3 separate regions of the Homo sapiens genome follow, and regions 1 and 2 are each linked to region 3. A link is a contact called in ENCODE Hi-C or POLR2A ChIA-PET data. All regions are on one chromosome and are shown on one strand. Each heading gives the region's core, a stretch centred on a gene start or an enhancer-like site at or near the end of the contact. The rest is flanking DNA. Distances are from core to core; before and after follow the strand shown. Region 1 overlaps MET (MET proto-oncogene, receptor tyrosine kinase). Region 2 overlaps MET (MET proto-oncogene, receptor tyrosine kinase). Region 3 overlaps CAV2-DT (CAV2 divergent transcript).

The links. A loop is a pair of places that touch in the nucleus more often than their neighbours do. ChIA-PET counts read pairs that join two places held with the same protein, here RNA polymerase II (POLR2A). Pooled maps may share reads with other maps.
Region 1: a map of PC-3 shows a loop between it and region 3 (2.5-fold over the local background). The contact joins two enhancer-like sites. A Hi-C loop is called at or near these places in 1 of 168 maps with a recorded cell type or tissue (PC-3). POLR2A ChIA-PET finds 5 or more read pairs at or near these places in 2 of 52 experiments (Panc1 and endothelial cell of umbilical vein).
Region 2: a map of PC-9 shows a loop between it and region 3 (3-fold over the local background). The contact joins two enhancer-like sites. A Hi-C loop is called at or near these places in 1 of 168 maps with a recorded cell type or tissue (PC-9) and 1 of 50 pooled maps. POLR2A ChIA-PET finds 5 or more read pairs at or near these places in 2 of 52 experiments (BJ and MCF 10A).

The regions. Positions count from the first base shown.
Region 1 is chr7:116,774,403-116,778,701 of GRCh38, forward strand. MET (MET proto-oncogene, receptor tyrosine kinase) reads left to right here. Exons shown (of 21, transcript NM_000245.4): 15 at 479-709; 16 at 2,987-3,067. Among named protein-coding and RNA genes, the nearest start is that of CAPZA2, 86 kb to the right of the region's middle. RefSeq lists an enhancer at 1,625-2,824. Within about 2 kb of position 2,354, at least 8 of the 41 ENCODE cell types and tissues checked have a DNase peak (open chromatin) inside an H3K27ac peak, as active enhancers do; they include PC-3 and endothelial cell of umbilical vein, where a contact is called at or near this core.
Region 2 is chr7:116,704,923-116,709,465 of GRCh38, forward strand. The region is part of intron 2 of MET (MET proto-oncogene, receptor tyrosine kinase); the gene reads left to right. Among named protein-coding and RNA genes, the nearest start is that of COMETT, 19 kb to the left of the region's middle. Within about 2 kb of position 1,834, at least 10 of the 41 ENCODE cell types and tissues checked have a DNase peak (open chromatin) inside an H3K27ac peak, as active enhancers do; they include PC-9, where a contact is called at or near this core.
Region 3 is chr7:116,441,422-116,445,706 of GRCh38, forward strand. The region is part of intron 1 of CAV2-DT (CAV2 divergent transcript); the gene reads right to left. Among named protein-coding and RNA genes, the nearest start is that of CAV2-DT, 56 kb to the right of the region's middle. RefSeq lists an enhancer at 1,057-2,256. Within about 2 kb of position 1,795, at least 10 of the 41 ENCODE cell types and tissues checked have a DNase peak (open chromatin) inside an H3K27ac peak, as active enhancers do; they include PC-3, PC-9 and endothelial cell of umbilical vein, where a contact is called at or near this core.

The DNA of each region.
Region 1 (4,299 bases), core at 1,104-3,603, 330 kb after region 3:
TTATTTCTAATCATATGTGTATTTTTCCCTTGGCCAGGAATCCATAGGTTTTGCACAATAGTAATTAATTCCATTAACAAATAGTAGTGTCTCAAAAGGCATCTTTTTCATTTTCTTATATTTGAGCTGGATTTTTGTGAGACGAGGCAATTGCTCAACTACCTTTGCTGCTACCACTGCTTCCATTCTTAAGGACATAGTATATTCAAAAATAAACCATAAGCATGGCTTTTTGCTATTGATAAAGAGAGAAATGTCTAAGGAAATGAGGGTAAAAAGCTTTCAAAATTAATACTTAGTCTACTTAAATGAAAATCTGTAAACATCTAATGAAATGCTTGTATATATAACTTAGTATCTTTTCCCAATTTATTATCATTTTTATCAAACTAATTCCATTATAAAAGCTCTTCCTGTTTCAGTCCCCATTAAATGAGGTTTTACTGTTGTTCTTTAATAATTTTCCTTCATCTTACAGATCAGTTTCCTAATTCATCTCAGAACGGTTCATGCCGACAAGTGCAGTATCCTCTGACAGACATGTCCCCCATCCTAACTAGTGGGGACTCTGATATATCCAGTCCATTACTGCAAAATACTGTCCACATTGACCTCAGTGCTCTAAATCCAGAGCTGGTCCAGGCAGTGCAGCATGTAGTGATTGGGCCCAGTAGCCTGATTGTGCATTTCAATGAAGTCATAGGAAGAGGTAAGTATTTCCACTCAGCTTTTTGTTAAATACGATTTTCCAGTAAGCATTTTATCTTTGGCCTTTGCAGATTAGGAACTTAGACAATGGTGAAAGCAACTGACAGAGCAGTGATAACAAGTGTACTTGATTTCTGTTCTATAGAAATGTAGCCCTGTAAATCATATCCGTGGGGATTTGCCCTTGTGCATGGAAGCAATTGGATAATCCCCCAAATATATTAGAACTAAATCACAATTCGTCCTCGTCCTGTGTGTACTAGCAATTATAGTTTCTTCAAAGGTGCCATTTACTTTCTTCTAAAACTCAGGGCCAGGCGCAGTGGCTCACACGTGTAATCCCAGCACTTTGGGAGGCCGAGGCAGGTGGATCACCTGAGGTCAGGAGTTCAAAACCATCCTGGCCAACATGGCAAAACCCCGTCTCTACTAAAAAAATACAAAAATTAGCCAGGCGTGGTGGCGGGTGCCTTTAATCCCAACTACTGGGGAGGCTGAAGCAAGGAGAATTGCTTGAACCCAGGAGGTGGAAGTTGCAGTGAGCCAAGGTTGTGCCACAGCACTCCAGCCTGGGCAGCAGAGCGAGACTCCATGTCAAAAAAATAAATACTTATAAATAAATAAATATCACTCCTTTAATTTTGAGTATTTTTATTCAATCTCTCTCCAGTCTTTCTTTACCCTGAGAACAGTGACAAACTCTATGAAGCCTGGTTTATAGCAGTTTGTACACTGCTGGACAGCATCAGAAGACAGAGAATTTATAGCATTCTCCTGATCTAAAGCAACATATATCATCTCTACAATGCACTCCAATTTCTTTATACAAAGATAAATGAATATTTGTAATAAGCTAGCCAAAGCAGCAATAACAGCTAGCATAAACAGTATTTGTGGAAATATTTAGCAGGAAAAGAAACCAATCAAAAACCGGGAAATGAACTTCATTCTTCTTGTTGTTTTTTTTTTTCTAAAAAGCTTTTACCCTTAATACTAAATGGCCTCTGATCCCTTTTATTCTATATGTGCTGCAAGAGGTTGTACAGGCATCTGCCAGTGTGATACAAGAGAAGCTGATGGCGTGATTTCCCTTATATGAACACAAGGCCTTCTCACTTTCCTGTGGTAGCATCCACACATTCTTCTGTCAAACACCCCAGAGCGTAATCCTTTGTGTGCTCCTTCTTCCCCAAGAGTGGCTTCACTGTTAACAAACATCTTTCCATTTCTCTTCAGAGTAATATATAGTTCTGTCATAGGCCTATAAATCCCAGTAATTGCATCAATTTTAGAGTGTGTGGACTCACTAATTGTGTTCTAATTCTACACATTTGGAAAACTAGAATTTTTTATCATGAAAGGTACTAAAATGGCAATTATTTCTCTTTTGAAGTTATAATCATTAACAGCTCTATAAATATTAGCTACTATGTATTTATATGTTTTTCTGCAGGAGAATAGGAGCACTCAAAAGCATAAGTTTTATTTTATTCTTCTTTGCATTAGTAGAGGGCAGCCTAATGCCTGACACTCACATACTAGGCACTCATGGTGTCTTGGCCAGCTGGATGAATTAATTAGTGAATGACTTACACAGCTATCAGACATTTGGCACCTCTGGGGGAAATTACTGCCACTGGATAAAAGGCTACCATTGGGAAAATGATGTGGTTAAAGCCAGAGAGAACTGGATGAAGTGAGTCAGGGTGAATTTGCTTCATCTGGGCAACTGCCTTTCAGTTTCTGCCAACCTGGATTACGTATTAACCAGTGACTAATGGGGAAATCCTTATTCTATAATACTAATCCTATTTTTAATGGTAACATTTTTATTTCATTTCAGCTTATTAGAATATAGAGAACTTATTTTATTATAGTTCTTCATGTGGGTTAACTTTATTTTCATATTTTAAAATACTATGTCATCCTTTAAAAAAATTTATTTGATGAGGCCGATGTTACTCACCTTTTCAGTGGTTCCACTGTGGTTGAATATTTTATTAGGTTAGGCTTTAATATGAGTCATATCATCTACAACTTATTCATGAATTAAATAATCACATTGCTTATATCCTTGGGTGAAATGTGTTGCATCTACATATATATTTACAAACACACCTACGTACCTATAGTGGTATTGTTAAAAGTATTTTTTAAATGTACTCTTTTGCTGTATAGAAAGAAGAAAGAATAAAATGAAGCTCATAAAGGGTTTGATAAATAATTATTTCATAATTAAATGTTACGCAGTGCTAACCAAGTTCTTTCTTTTGCACAGGGCATTTTGGTTGTGTATATCATGGGACTTTGTTGGACAATGATGGCAAGAAAATTCACTGTGCTGTGAAATCCTTGAACAGTAAGTGGCATTTTATTTAACCATGGAGTATACTTTTGTGGTTTGCAACCTAATAAATAGCTTATAATAAAACGTTGATTTACACTTTCCCCTTGTGGAAAAATCAGCTACCACTGAAATTATGGGCCTAATCCTGAAAATTTGTTTTGTTCTAGACTTTTATTGAACTACTTCCCCTGAAATGATCCCTCAGAGCCCTCATTAGTAAGGGGGTAGGAGAAATGAGGTTCTTGGATGAACTGAGTATCATTTAACTATAACTATGTTTGGTTTATAATATTTGTTTTGCAAGTGACATTTCTGGAAACTATTGGAAGCATGTTGGCACCTACAGTAGTAATGACTCATTTTACCCAGAGGCATTACTATAATTATTTTTTAACCACAACTTCCATTAAAAAGATAAAAAATGAAATAAGACAAACAGGAGAAAACTACGCTGGCCAAAAATTGAAAAATCATAAGTATGGTAATACCTCATTTATCCACATTTTTGGAGAGTGAGGCATTCCACATACATGAACTTCCTAAATAAATGAAACCTACCCCTTTTTAATGCTGGAACATTACTTAAAATTTTAGCTGTTATTGAGAAAATCTTTTTAAGATGAAATGCATACTCTGTTTAAGGGAATGCTTCCAAATACAAACTAAGTCTTTATTGGTGACCCCAAGCCATAATTACAGCCATAAATTACTATATTACACAAACAGTGTACTCCACATACATAGTGTTCCTGGCTCCGCCTGTGTTGACAGGTCTCACATGCTTGCGTTTTCTACTCCCATTTCTCATTTTCTGCTTGCAAATTGCAGCAGCCTGAAAAATGTTAACCAGCTCTACTACAAACTTTATATGGGACTTAATAAGCTTTAAGTGCACAAATGAAAGATTTTCCTGCAAGATACTTTACTGTCACAATTATTTCAGTCTTTTTAAAATATAAATCAACATGCTAAGTAGTGTTCTACATGGTTAATTTTGTTGGAAGTCTGACCATGAGGGAAATAAATGGACAGTCTTTATGAAACCTAAGTATAACCTTTGCACTAAGTTTATAGGAGACAAACTGGTGGCTGGTTGGACTCTATCTTGCAAAAGTGGGCATAGGTGGTGACTGGAAGGCACAGTGCACGGTGGCATCATTCACTCAGATGTGATGTAAAAAGAACACTCTGCAGTCAAACCCTCAGGACAAGATGCTAACTGTGTGGTTTACCATTTCATTGCT
Region 2 (4,543 bases), core at 584-3,083, 260 kb after region 3:
TACTCAAATTCAAAGAGTAGCCAACTGCTTCCCAAAATAAAGGAAACTTAAGGTAGTAATTTTCCATCTCCGTTTCACAGAATGCCAAAGTTAAAGAGTCACTACTCAGAGCCATCAAAGGAAGAAAGCAAAGTGATTAGAACAATTTTAAAGGAGGACAAAAATCAAAACAAGATGCAAACAAGGAATAATAGGAATAGGCAGAAAAATAAACATACAGTGATGTTTCTTTATTATGATTATAAAGATGATAGATGAGTAAAATCGAGTTACATTTAAGTTGTAATGGAAGAAAATAATTGCAGCCTTCCATCAGGAAACCACAAGGACCGTTATTGATCTGTCATCCTCAGGGCATGTCTCGTAATATTTAATAAAATAAACAAAGATTTATAACTTTTATAGGCCATATATCTATAATCTCCCACACCACTTGAACTGTGAATGTGGAGTCAATGTTACAAATAACATCCATGTGATTATACTGGTTTGGCATGCCTTATTCCAACAATCTAGCACTCTCAAGAGAATGTATTTTGTATTAGGGATGAAAAATGTGAAGCCAGATTATAGAGTTTTTTACTTATTGTGCTCAAAAATGAGAAAATGTTATCCAATATGAAAAATGTTGTTAAGGATTCTTCATTCTTAATATTAGACAGCCTTTCAAACCTAAATATTAAATATCTTGGCCATATGCCAAATGTAATAGCTACCAAAGCAAAATCTTGCAAGAAAGAAAATCCTTGAGGTATAAAGATTCAATGTACTTTTTAAAAAATGTAAGTAAAAGGTTATTAATTTTACATTTCATTTCTTTTTCTTTCCTAGACACTACTTCATCCTCTCATAGGCTCAGGGAGTCACTGCTTCCTAACTTCTTTATTTTAATTATCCATGCTACTCATTCCACGAAAAGTGGCATATTGCATTATTTTATTAAAAGAAATTTAAAATTAGTTTCTTTCCAGAATTTTGTAACGCCCCCTGAGATCACTGGGCACACCCTTGGGGTGTTAGAAAACATGTTACAAAATGAACCTTTAATTCCTTTTGCTTTTTCCCTTCCTCTTGCTGACTGCTCTTTAAACCATTACATGGCTCATTCACAAGTCTCTCTACCCCAGGAAAGATGAAAAAGCAAAGGCATGATGTTTTTATAACCTAATAGCAAGAGAACACAGTGCTGAAGCTGTCACCAAAACTGTGGGTAGGTTTTACCCGTGGGTTATATTAATTCATGATATGATTGATAATATCTCTCACTTGTGTGGGGAATGAAGCGTTAACTATGCCGCATGCATTTTAAATTAATTTGACATTATTCTTAATGTCCTTTCAAGCAGGTGGCATTATAACCTGTGTCTTATTTAGGTAGTTGATTTCTACACGGAGATTCATCTGATAAAACTGATATCGCAAACGGGAAGGAGTTTGTACAAAATGAAATAAATCTTAAAGTTGATTTTTGTAAAGCCCAAATGTTAATTAAAATCTTTGAATCCACAACTCTGATACATGATATTTTCATTGACATAAACATGATTAGCGATTTCTGGAAGCATGTGGGATGCTGCATTGATAAGGATATGAACCTCCTTGAGTAATAATGTATATTTTTACTCCGAATACTGTTTCACATTTTGGGTGTTACATCCTTACTTCAGACTTCTGCCTTATCAGTGGCCATCCCACCCTATGTTCTTATCTCCTCAGTCTAAAAAGAAAAATGGGGACCCATCAGAATTTGGATAGAAGACCCTCCAGGAATTTCTGCCACTGCTTATTCATGGGTTGGCACAGACACTGATTCAGTGGGCACACAGAGTTCAGAATGATTCAGAGCCCAGATATGTGCCCTAAGTCACATCTCCAGCGTCCAGGGAGGACTGTAAAGTGCTCGTTATCAGGAAAATGAAACCAAGGGCTCAGCTACTCCTGAAGTCATTAAAACTCCTTCCCTTGATTTTTTTTTTTTTTTTTTTAAATAGTATATGTGGTAACCGAATCTAGGATCCTGGATACATTCCAGTCTGCTAATTACATATTTTTTTCTAACTAAAATGTTCCAGGCAGGTTCATTTGCATGTGAATTACTTGCTGAGCCATGTTGACTTCCTATTCTAAAAGCCTCACTCTGCCTTGGGAAGCAGTTTACTGCACTTCACCCTAGACCTAGTCTAATGTTGGAGCAGACAAAGTGTAGCTACCCATATATACTTCAAAAATATTTTCCAGTCTCCCCACAAGAGGAAAGAAAAATGTCTAGCAATTGCATGCTAATTTAGACCAAAGCTTTGTTTTAACCATTCTTGGTGATCACAAATGGGGAAAAATGATTTATGAACAGTATAACTATAAAACAAACAAAAAAAAACCATTGTGAATTCAGAGTGAAGTCTGACTTCATTTGTCTTATTTGGGTAAATCAGCAAAATGTTCATCAGTCAGAGGACATTAAAATGGTAGATGATACTTCAAATCGTGCCCTAGATAAAAGGAGAGAATTAAGGTTAGTTTTGATTTGTAAACCATTCTCTTCGAAGGCTGATTTTATAAAAATTAAGTTTGCTGAGTCATCATCTCAAAATATATAGTTATTCATGATTAGTTAAAATTTGTGTCTGTGTATCAAAGAAGTAAATTTGTATGATATTAAATTTTCTAACAATGTTTTAAATTTTAAAATGTCCGATTAACACTTGCATCTAGCAACCAGTCTACTAACTAAACTATAGGTGAAGTCATGCTCAGGAAATGGGGAAAATGCACAGATTAAATTGGTCTGTTAGCTCTGAGTGAATCAATAGTATTTAGTGCTAATGCACTAAGGAGATTACAAGCACTAATGCAGTAGCAGTCAATAGCGAAAACTAATATCTCTAAAAAATATCTTGACAATAAAATGTGCAATATTTTCCATTTATCTTAAGCTAATTACATTACCTGCTTGTTCTTTCATCTTATTAGTTTAAGCCAAGTGCTAGAAGCCTAACCATTTTATTTAGTGCATAAAAGGGCCAAAACCTTGTAATCATTGTTTTCAGCAGGAGACAGAGGAAAGGATTAATTCATGTAACCAAGATTCAACCAGAAATTCAACAGATATTTATTTAGTCTCTAAACCTGATAGTATTACAATGGAGAATGAGCTAGACTGTACCTGTCTTCAACAAGCAGATAGACTAGTGAAGATGACAGTAAACATTCAGTCACACCAGTGAACAAATACATCATGATAATTTATGAAATGTGCTGTGAGGGAAATAAACATCTGTGAATGCAAATGAGAGGGAATATCTAAATTTGGTAGTTGAGTCACAAAAGGCTGTCCTGAGGAGGTGAAAGCTAACCTTTATATAAAGCTTAAAACTTTAAAAAAGCAATACGTCTTTAGTACACAGGCAAATATATAAACTAAATATATAAACTAATAGTCATTACTTATTTCACAAGCTTTACATCTTAACTACAAGCTGCTACATTAAATCAGCTTTCTTAAGTGGTTTGTGGTCATTAGTGCATACTATCTTACACTTAGAAAAACATTGCAAGAAGTAGTACAATGCTGGAGAATTTAACTTTTTAAAACATTTCCTGCCTTAAAATAAACAGCAGTAAATGTGTTTAAACATTCTTTTGATTTCTAAATGAATTAAGTTACTTTTTATTATGTGGTTCTTCTTCATATGAAGAAAATAATATGTAGATTACTAGAAGCTAAGAACATACTTTAGATCCTGCTCACACTCACTGCCTTTCCTGGCCTGTCACCTTAATCAGCTTCTTTGAAAATCACTGTTTCTTACATAGGCCAGGTTGTTTCTTCCTTGTTTCCCTCTTCTTCCTTCTATGGCCAACCCTTGGGACCCCGTTTGTCAGAAGAACATGTTCCTCTTTGGGGAGGAGGGGATTGTCCTTTTACCAATAAGTTTTATGACCAAGAGAAACATAAGAATCTGAGAACACACAAAATAAGCTCTTTTGAAACTATCAAAATTATAAACATTAATAGAATTCAAGGGAATGTGATGCTGAAGTGATCCCAAGTCACATTGTCTTTCTGCCTCTGTGCACTGTACTCTGCACAATTGCATCCATTTTTAGACCATTTCCTTCTCATGAGAATCATGTGCATGGAGGGCCAAAGGAGAGACAAGTGCTCACAAGGATATCATGAGCACTTATGAATGTACAAATGAGTGCTCTCCAGTCAGTGCCATCTTTATATTGTTCCGGTTTATAGGCAATGCCTTCATCTTTACCTACAGACACATGTTGCCTTTCTGTTTCATTTTAATCCTGTTCATCTATACATATTTAATCACACAAATATCTAAATAAGTTTATGTCTTGTAGGGAAGGCACTTTGTCATGCTTCTTTGTACCTAAGCATATGCTTTGCAAATCATAAACAATAGTGTTGATTTTATTTGATATAAAAACTTGGATTCTCAAAAGAAATCTATGTGTTCACACGATAAACAGAGACCATCTGAATTGCCAAAGTATGACTGAATCATAAGCAGTATTGTTTTAGTCA
Region 3 (4,285 bases), core at 545-3,044:
TGAGTCTTTCAATAGCTAATAATGGACCTACTGTGATCTCACAATAATCTACTACATTTTACATATTAATATGCTTACTCAATAAGTAATTACCAAGAATTTCTTTAAATTAAAAAAAGAAAACTGAATTAACAGAAACAGGTACTCTACCCAGAGGGGAGAAGCGTAACACTTTAGTGTAGACTAACTCATTTCAACTATTAGGAAACCCAGGGAATCCCATCCTTTTACAAAAATATTTTCATACTCCCTTTAAAGAGCAGAGTGGGAAAATGTTGAGGAAATGAGGCCTTCCTGTTTCTGCCACATGTGTTTAATTATCCAGCTGCAGCTCCAAAATAAGTAAGATCGGAAAATTCTTTCAGATCTCCGTGTAGCTGAATATCAAAGGAAATTTGGGTGATTCTAAAACTATTGTACTTCTGGTTCGTGTTGGAATTATGAGAGTTCTCCTGTTTTTGTCTCTAAATATAGAGTTCAGTGATTTGAACCTATGGAATCTCCCTGCAGTCTTTTTTCTTTTATATGACGACTATATAATAAGTGAAGAGCATTTTGAAGAGGGCAAGTTCACTTTTTTTAGTTGAGGCCAAAGGCCACAGTAAAATCTTTGTTCTTTTACTTTTATTTCTAACTATGCCTAATTTTTTTAGTATTCTCTGAAATTTTATTAAATTCTTTTTATAAATATCTTTCTGGATCTTTTAAAACTTTTTTTCTTCAACATCTAAGAAAAAACATGTCACAATAATATTGTGATGCTTGCCTTTGCTGGGCAAAATATGTTTTTCAGACGTTAATCTTTATTACAAATATAGATCTGAAGGAGCTTTAGGCAGTCAGTTCAGTCTAACCTGTTTCCAAACAGGTCTGATGAAGCCTGAGCTGGTGATGCCACCAAGGCAGATTTTATGATAGGGAGAAAGTGCAATATTTGAAGGGTAGAAAACAGCAAGAAAGTGATTCTGTGCGCTGAGCTTCAGGACTCTGACCACTATGCTTCCTCACGGATGGGTCACTTCTTTTTTTCTTTTTTTTTTTTTTTTTGAGACGGAGTCTCGCTCTGTCGCCCAGGCCGGAGTGCAGTGGCGCGATCTCGGCTCACTGCAAGCTCCGCCTCCAGGGTTCACGCCATTCCCCTGCCTCAGCCTCCGGAGTAGCTGGGACTACAGGCGGCCGCCATCATGCCCAGCTATTTTTTAGCAGAGACTGGCTTTCACCGTGTTAGCCAGGATGGTCTCTATCTCCTGACCTCGCGATCCGCCCGCCTCGGCCTTCCAGAGTGCTGGGATTACAGGCGTGAGCCATCGCACCCGGCCCGGATGGGTCACTTCTTTAGGAAAGAAAACCTCTACTCCACTGTTAAATGTAAGAGCTCAGAAACCATTGAAATACTTTTTATATAATGTTAAGGAGTACAAGAAAGTGTAATGGTAGAGGAACAGTCAATGCAAAAAGTAAAATCAATACATGCCAATAAAAAATGTGAAACCTTCTAAAGGAAAGAATATATACATTTGCCCAAGAAATTCTTCTATTTAGAATAAACAATTTTAAAACATGGATATGCATATTTAGTATGAGACATTAACATGTAAATTATCTTTAAATAGTTTTTTATTATATTGTTAAAAGAGTAAAGAATGTGTGTTGGGGTCCTAGGTGTGGAAAGTGATGCTGAGCCAGAATTAGGAAGATACTCTGTTATTGAGAAGCTGGGAATTTGAAAGGAAGTTTGGTATCTGAGAGAGGTGAAGGAGGGAGGGGGCATAAACATTTTTCCACAAACACTCCCAGATCAGGAATTTGTGTGACTAAGGCATGATGCATAACTGAAATCTAAAAAGGTGTGACTAATGCCTGTGTAATTTTTTGTGGTGCATTTCTGTTCATGAAAGTAAAACAATGCCTTTTCCAAGTTTTAGTATTTGGAAAGCTTCCCATAGGGAGTATCAAAAATACATATTCTTCCACTACCTTTACTCTTCCACAATTAATTCTGGCTTCACTCCTCACCTATTGTGGGACTGTGAACCAGTGACCTAGCTTCTCCATGTTGCTTTTCCCACGTGTAAAATTGAGATATTAATAGTACATATGACATAAAGTTGTTATAAGTTGTTATAAATGAGGTAAAGATTAAATAAAATACTAATTGAATCTAAAACATAAAGTTGTTATAAAGATTAAGTGAGATAGTGCAAATAAAGTGCTTAGCACAGCGCCTGGAACATAGTGAAGTCTGCAATAAGTGGAAGTCATTCAAACTATTAGGGTCTTTAAAACCACAGGGATATTTCACAGGAACAAAGCAGTGATCTATATAGTATGTCATATGAATGGGAAAAATAGCCAATGTGACAAAAGAAGATACACATCAGTGTCTGTTGAATTAAGGCTCTGGTTGGTGATAATTCTATACCTGTGGATTTCCGAAGACCAGCTGAACAAACACAATTCCCAATAAATATACTTGTCTGCCTTACGAGGCAGCATTCTGTCGAACTGTGCTATCCAATAGAGCTTTCTCTGATGATGGAAATATTCTATTACTCTCTACCCAGTACAGTAGCCTCTTGCCACATGTCATAACTGAGTACTTGGAATATGGTTAGTATAACTGAGGGACTGAACTTTTATTTTAAATTTAGATAGCCATATGTGGCTGTGGCTGCCATTTTGGACAGCACAGCTATAGAAAGATACAAATAAACAGCATACATAAGTCATAAGTCATATATTTAAAACAACTTCTCTTTTCCTCACTCTACATTATGCCAAAGCCAAAAGACAAGTTTAAGTACCTTGCATCATCCTTTTATTATGGCACACTAGAATACTCAGCGTAGGTATATGCTGAAGGGGCAAAGAGCAAGGACATTCCAGTAGCATAGCACATCTAGAACCCAGATCTCAGTTTCAAAGTACCATTATTCACTAAGAGTACACATGAATTTTTGGAGACGTGGCTGATTCCGAGTTGGAGATGAAGAATACAAAGTCAAAAAACAAAAACAAAACAAAACATGATGCAGTTACACAAAGAAATTTCAATATTTGTTTGCATTTTTGAAAGATATTAAAGGTTGTCCAATCGTTGCCTACAGCAACACTTCTTAAAATTCCATTTATCCCATTCCTTTCCATATCTCCCGCACCCTGCATCTGTCTTAAATATCAGACTCTCCCCCTTTTCCTCTCAATTCCCACTAAATTCAGTCTCCAAACAAAATTTGTATAGCTCCTCACCTCTCTCCATTCTTTTGCTTTCTCCTCAAGTCTTTCTTTTTTCCCCCTTGAATAAATCTTTCTAGTGCAGATACCCCTTCCTTGCTTCTCCTTTCCCCATTCTCTGATTTTATGGCACAGAAAGCAAGGAACCAAGATGGCAGATTCAACATATCTCTTAGAAATTACAAAGACCAAGCTAACAAATTCAGATTTCTCTTATAGACGTGGTCAGAGGGAGAAAGTATGGAAGTACTTGTAACTTAATTTTTTCTTTCTACTTATTTTTGAGTCCTAAGCACATGTATTATATACTATTTTCTGAGACCCTTTCTAATGTCATCTAACCAAGTTTCTGAAAGCACCACACACAGTTAATCCTATACATGCAATTATTTGTTGACTATATAATATTATAAGTAAAATTACTTCCTGCCAAAAATATATCCTCATTTCAGATAGCAAGTTCCCTGTTAGAATGAGGTATGTATTTCCTTTCCAAGCATTATTATACAAAAATAGAAATACACCTAGAGGAATAACACATTAAACAACTATCAAACGTTAACATTCAACATATCTGTTTCTGCCCTGGCAGGTTCCTGGCATCAGACAATGCCTGGAATGGAACTATTCCTAAAAGTGGAAGGGCTGATGGCATTGTACCATCGTAGGTACAATGCACGCCATGGGGTGTAGCTGGGAAGGGTGTGTTTGGGGTGGAAGCAAAAATCATAAGGTCACCCGAATGCTAGTTGAGGGGTAAGACACACGAAGAGTAAGCAAGATGCCCCCAAAATTCCATTTCACGGTATTGCCTCTAGTCGTCCTTATCCATTCATCAAATAATTAAGGTATGAACAATATATAATTAAATAATTTTGGCAAAAGGTGAGTTTCTGTTATTATACAAAGGCTTAACTAATAATGTGAGTCTTAAGGTTTCATACTATGAAATGCTAGAAAACATAACAGACGTTCTCACACCTTTCTCAGTTTCTATCTTGGTGCCTCTATTAATACACGAAAATAATGTGCTTCCCCTTTACAGCCATGA